2 separate regions of the Homo sapiens genome follow, and region 1 is linked to region 2. Evidence: chromatin contacts called from ENCODE Hi-C or POLR2A ChIA-PET data. All regions are on one chromosome and are shown on one strand. Each heading gives the region's core, a stretch centred on a gene start or an enhancer-like site at or near the end of the contact. The rest is flanking DNA. Distances are from core to core; before and after follow the strand shown. Region 1 overlaps FGGY (FGGY carbohydrate kinase domain containing). Region 2 overlaps FGGY (FGGY carbohydrate kinase domain containing).

Region 1 (2,700 bases), core at 30-2,529, 53 kb after region 2:
TTTTTAAAAAAAAATGACAGTAAGAGCAATTATAATTGGCACAGGTTGCTTTATGAGCTAAATATGTTACAGATCAATAATACACAATCTCTGGCCTGGCGCGGTGGCTCATGCCTGTAATCCCAGCACTTTAGGAGACCAAGGTGGGCAGATCACAAGGTCAGGAGTTCGAGACCAGCCTAGCCAATATGGCGAAACCCCATCTCTACTGAAAATACAAAAAATTAGCCGGGCTTGGTGGTGAGCAACTGCAGTCCCAGCTACTCGAGAGACTGAGGCAGAAGAATCCTTTGAACCCAGGAGGCAGAAGTTGCAGTGAGCCGAGATCGCGCCATTGCACTCCAGCCTGGGTGACAGAGTGAGACTCCATCTCAAAAAAATAATAATAAAAAATAAATAAAAACCACAATCTCTATTTAAGCCACTCTCACAGGACTGACTGTACCCTATATCATGTCATATATTTGACAGACAGTTGCTTTTCTTCCTTTTATTCTTCTAAAGAAGTCCAGATGAGCCCCAGATACAGGTTCATACCCTAGATAGCCTATTCCAAGGGTTAAAATCAGGCCTGCTTCACATCGAAGGCATTTTGTTATGATCTGTTCATAACAAAAGCTGCCTCCTGGCTGTTGCCTGCAGCTGAATACTGTTACTCTGAAGCCATCATTTCATTTGTTTCTGATTGTTCTGCAGTGTTTACATACCTTACATATTAGCGTGATCTTTTATAGAGTACAGGCAGAGGTTAAGCCCTCCCGGATCCACTTTCCCTCTGAGGGCTCTTTCTTCTTTTTTACTGTCCCTTGCCTCTGTGTTACAAACCATTTCTCTTTTATAGAAATTCATTTAAATAGAAAAACAATTTTTAAGTGTTTTCTTTTTTTTTTAACATGAGGCTCACTTAACATTTTTAGAAAATGTTGAATATGGAGAAGAGGGAAAAGATACCACCAAAATGTGTGATTTTTTTTTTCTTTTTTCCTGACATAGGAAAATCCCATTACCTCTCTTGAATTTACCAAGGGACATATTCCATTTAGGGCATAGAAGGACCTGGGCTGCCTCCAGACCTAATGTGGAAGAAGGTGCTGTCTGCCTGCTATTTCCTTGCTTCTCCTTATTTCAATCTTTTTTTTTTCTCCAAAAAAAAAAAAAAGTGACTTAGGAAGGATATGGACTTGTGAGTCAGATTTGGGTCTAAGTCTTGGTTCTGCCCTATGTGTAATCCCAGGAAGGAACTTGAGTTGATTTTCTGAAGCTCAGTTTCCTTTTCCATTAAAACTGGGAGTGACTCAGGCTTGCCTAGTATCTTAGCTGGAAGAATGTGTGTGAAACTGGCCCACCTTTCACAGATAGGTCACCCTGCTGATTGCAGTGGCTTCCAGGCACCCAGGCCTGGGAAAGATTCACAGGCCTAGTCCAGACCTGGCAGGAAAGAGGCTGTGAGCAGTTCTGCCTGCCGCAGATGTGCTGGCACATGTACCGCCGTGTGCTGCCCCAGGTAACATATCAGGCAGCTAGGGAATGTAGGCTTTCAGACCCTCTCTCTTCAGTTCTCTTCTGCTGACTTCCTCCCATCCAGCCATCATACTTTCTTAATCCTCTCATCAATCCCCTTTGTTATAGAGAAGATGGAAGGGTTAAATTCCTTCACCCTCATCACTTCCACTGATATTTGATAAACACCTCTCAGTTCATAATACTTTTGCACTCAAGCAGGGGAGCTACCCAGGTGTCTATGGAAAGTTTTGAATTCTTTTTGCCTATTCAGTTTAGTCTTCTCATTTTCTATCTGGCCAGAAATGGAGAAAGTGTTTTGAAGGTCAGGATTCTTCAGGTCTAGACTTGTAGGGATGTATCCTGAATTCCTCTGAGCTAAGCCTGAGAAGCACAAGTGGGTTCTATTGGGAAACACTTCCAAAAGGCAATGATTGATGCTTATGCACAGAAATTCTGACTTTTAGTAAAAGATGCTTGGATATAAATCAAGCAGGACTCTCCTTGCCTTTATACAATATGCGGTAAACAGGGTAAATCCTCAATTTTACTTATGCCCACTGACAGATCTTACAAGTAGAAATTAACCCATCTGAGTGATCGTGTTGATTCTTTCTCCCTCTTCTCTAGAGCCATTATAACCTCTGTACCCTACTTCAGAATTCTAATCAAGATAGTGTCAAGTCTTTTAAAAAAAAGTTAAACCCCCACATGAGCTCCAATCCATAAATAAGAAACTCACCCTGGCTTGTATGGAGGTGATGATATTAACACAGGCTACATTTCTCTGGGTCACTGAATGTACCCGGCACTGTACCAAGGCCAGTAATAGACTGTGCCACATTTAATCTTTACAGATCTGTAAGAGAGGTCTTATTTGTCCCATTTTTCAGATGAACACCCCAAAGACCAAGGTCACACAGCAGAGACTCTCGGCTGGAGACTGCCCTCAGGCATCCTTTTAACGGAACTCTAAAGTCTGCAGGAGGGAGCCATTTTTCCTACCAGCCAGTTTAGAATCAAAAAAGAGCATTGGTTTTGCCGTATTAGAGAACTAATTCATAATTAGTACTATGCTCACTCCTGGAGGATTTGACAGAAATAGAAGATATGGTTCTGACTCAGGATCCACCTCACTACGTGATGTCAGAGCAACAGAGCTAAGACTGCAACTGATGAGTATTGTGCAGATGGAGCACG
Region 2 (2,700 bases), core at 45-2,544:
AGCACAGTACCTGATGTAAAGTTGTGCTCTGTAAATGTTTACTGAATTGAATCCTTCTAAACAGAGGAGGGAGATACTATTAATCAGGGCTGAACGTGTGACAGCACTGTTCTTTCAAGCCAAGACTATATGTATGTTCTTTACTTTTTTTTTTTTTTTTTTTTTTTTTTTTTTTGAGATGGAGTTTCACTCTTGTTGCCCAGGCTGGAGTGCGATGGCACGATCTTGGCTCACTGCAACCTCCGCCTCCCGGGTTCAAGCATTTCTGTCTCAGCGTCCCGAGTACCTGGGATTACAGGCATGCACCACCACGCCCGGCTAATTTTGTATTTTTAGTAGAGATGGGGTTTCTCCATGTTGGTCAGGCTGGTCTCGAGCTCCCAATCTCAGGTGATCTGCCTGCCTTGGCCTCCCAAAGTGCCGGGATTACAGGCATGAGCCAACACACCTGGCTTTTTTTACTTTTAAATCATCATTTCCCTTTTAGAGATGGGATGTCAGAGGCCCAAAAAACTCAGTTCATTTGCGTGAGGTCATGTAAATGGTGATATCTGGAAGTGTCTCCCTCAAAGTCAGTGCCCTCCCTCACAGGCACTCATTCCCTAAGGCACCTAGGATGGGCACAGAGAAAGGAGAACCAAGCTTGGCTGGGGCTGCTGTCCAGAGAAGGTGGGCAGGTGTCAAGAGCAGGTGCAGAGGTGGAGAGGAGAGCTAAATCTTGTCCTCAGTAGAAGCAGAGATGTCATTTCAACTGCAGGTTTTGAAAAATGTCAGTGCATACTTCATGAGATTTTCTGAATTCATTTTTACTCTCATCTTCTACACTATTTATCTAAGCTGTTGTTCTCTTTGAAACTATGTCAGCCACATGTCATTCATTGTGCCACAACCCTGGGCTTTTTATCCTGCTTAGGGTTTTGTTTTGTTTTGCTTGTTTTTTCTCCCCAGCTGCTCTGCCTATCACTTAATTCTCTGAGCCCTCTGGCCTGAGTCTTATCCGGTGGTGTGGGTCACCTTACAATCCCGTTTCTAGTCTCCTGGGAGTAGTGGTGGCAGGCGAGGGATAGAATCAACATCCAGGTTCAGAATCTATTTGTCTTTTTTGGTCTTATTGTCCGAAGCTTGAGTCAAGGATAAATTAATCAGTCTAGAGGTGGGAGAGCCCTCTAACCCTCCCCAGGGAAAATCCTAGCCTTTATAGAAACTTGGCCTGGTTTTGGCTCTCAGATTTAATTCCAAGCTGTGAAGAATCTGTCAATGTTCAACTAACCCTGACAAAACCTTTGGAAGTTTCTGTTGCAACCGAAACTCTTATCACAGGAGGTGGTACTGAGCTTGGCATCAGAGGTTGGAGAGAGAAGAGAGCTAGCCTGCTAATTAATATTTTTTTTCCTTAAATTTCAGGCTTTTTTTTTTAGTTTAAATGTTCTAAAGAACCTGTCCTGTCACTTCCCATCTGTTTCCTGGTGTTTTCCTCAAGCATCTCACTGGTTTGTTTTATGTTTTTGAGGGGATTATCTGGGGTGCTGATTACTTTCCCTACCTTCAAGGAGCCTTTGAATAATTTTATAAATGAGACCATTTGTCTAGGGGCAAGAGAAGGTTGCTGAAGGCAACCTAGTCCTGCTTTCTCCCAAGAGAAATTGTACACTAACATTTGTTTAGTAGTGCCTATATCCCAAGTACAAGGCTCTTGCCTTATACCTAGGATGAGCAACTATTCCAGTTTGCCCCAAGATAAGCTGGGGGGTTTCCTTGGGTCCTGGACCTTAAATAGAGTGTAGACGAGGAGAGTTATCTTTTCTTCTGTCTATCCTAGGTTCATAGCTGGGGCCCTTTTAACAAAAGATAGATTAACAAGAGAGAAGCATACACATTTATGTAATATGTTTTATGTGATATGGGAGGTATCATACAGAAATGTAGACCCAGAGGAACAGTTAAACATGAGTATTTTTATGTTAGGCTTGATGAAGAGTAGACAGACATGGAAAAATATGATAGGGCAAGAAGGGCATGATTTAATGGTAATAAACTGGGGAACTTAGCAAAGCCTGTTAGTGCAGTTTCATCCGTGTGATCCTTCATCTCCAGATACAAGGATGGTGCTTTCCTTTGAGTACAGGGAGGGCACCTCTCACATGAGGGTCTTATGACCTGCTTCAGGGGACAGTCAGAAAATCCTAGGTTTAATGACCTGCTTTAGGGGAGAATGGTGGGGGAAAGGTAAGAGTGACCTCTATGCCTCTATGATTTTCTCAGATACCTTCAGCTTAAACTATTCAAAATACTAACATGCCATATTTTGGGATAGCATGTCCTGAACCCCATCAAGTGCAGATACCAGGAAAAATGACCCTGTAAAGGAAATGCCATTATTTCCACCTTACAAGTGAGAAAAGTGAGTTTCGAAGAGGTGTGTTCACTTACAGAAGTTTGCACAGGAAACTGGTGGTGAGAAAGAATCAAATATACATCTGTCAGACTTCAGACCCAGAACTTTACACTAACCAACTTCTTCAGAATGCAGAGTTCCATCTCCTTCAGACTGTGTAGCTCAACAGTTTTGTACCATCTGGCTATTTTTCTCTACTGTGTATTTGACTTTGTCTCTTTTGTCTCAGGGTGTACTTGAAAGCCTTTACCTCCCCATCTTCCTTCCCTGATGGCTGATATACTTCTGCCTCACCTGCTTTAGGA

Evidence for each region. A loop is a pair of places that touch in the nucleus more often than their neighbours do. ChIA-PET counts read pairs that join two places held with the same protein, here RNA polymerase II (POLR2A). Pooled maps may share reads with other maps.
Region 1: a map of psoas muscle shows a loop between it and region 2 (2.0-fold over the local background). The contact joins two enhancer-like sites. A Hi-C loop is called at or near these places in 1 of 168 maps with a recorded cell type or tissue (psoas muscle) and 2 of 50 pooled maps. POLR2A ChIA-PET finds 5 or more read pairs at or near these places in 2 of 52 experiments (H1 and HepG2).

The regions. Positions count from the first base shown.
Region 1 is chr1:59,595,317-59,598,016 of GRCh38, forward strand. All of the region lies in intron 8 of FGGY (FGGY carbohydrate kinase domain containing), which reads left to right. Among named protein-coding and RNA genes, the nearest start is that of MIR4711, 140 kb to the right of the region's middle. Within about 2 kb of position 1,280, at least 10 of the 41 ENCODE cell types and tissues checked have a DNase peak (open chromatin) inside an H3K27ac peak, as active enhancers do.
Region 2 is chr1:59,542,302-59,545,001 of GRCh38, forward strand. All of the region lies in intron 7 of FGGY (FGGY carbohydrate kinase domain containing), which reads left to right. Among named protein-coding and RNA genes, the nearest start is that of MIR4711, 190 kb to the right of the region's middle. Within about 2 kb of position 1,295, at least 2 of the 41 ENCODE cell types and tissues checked have a DNase peak (open chromatin) inside an H3K27ac peak, as active enhancers do.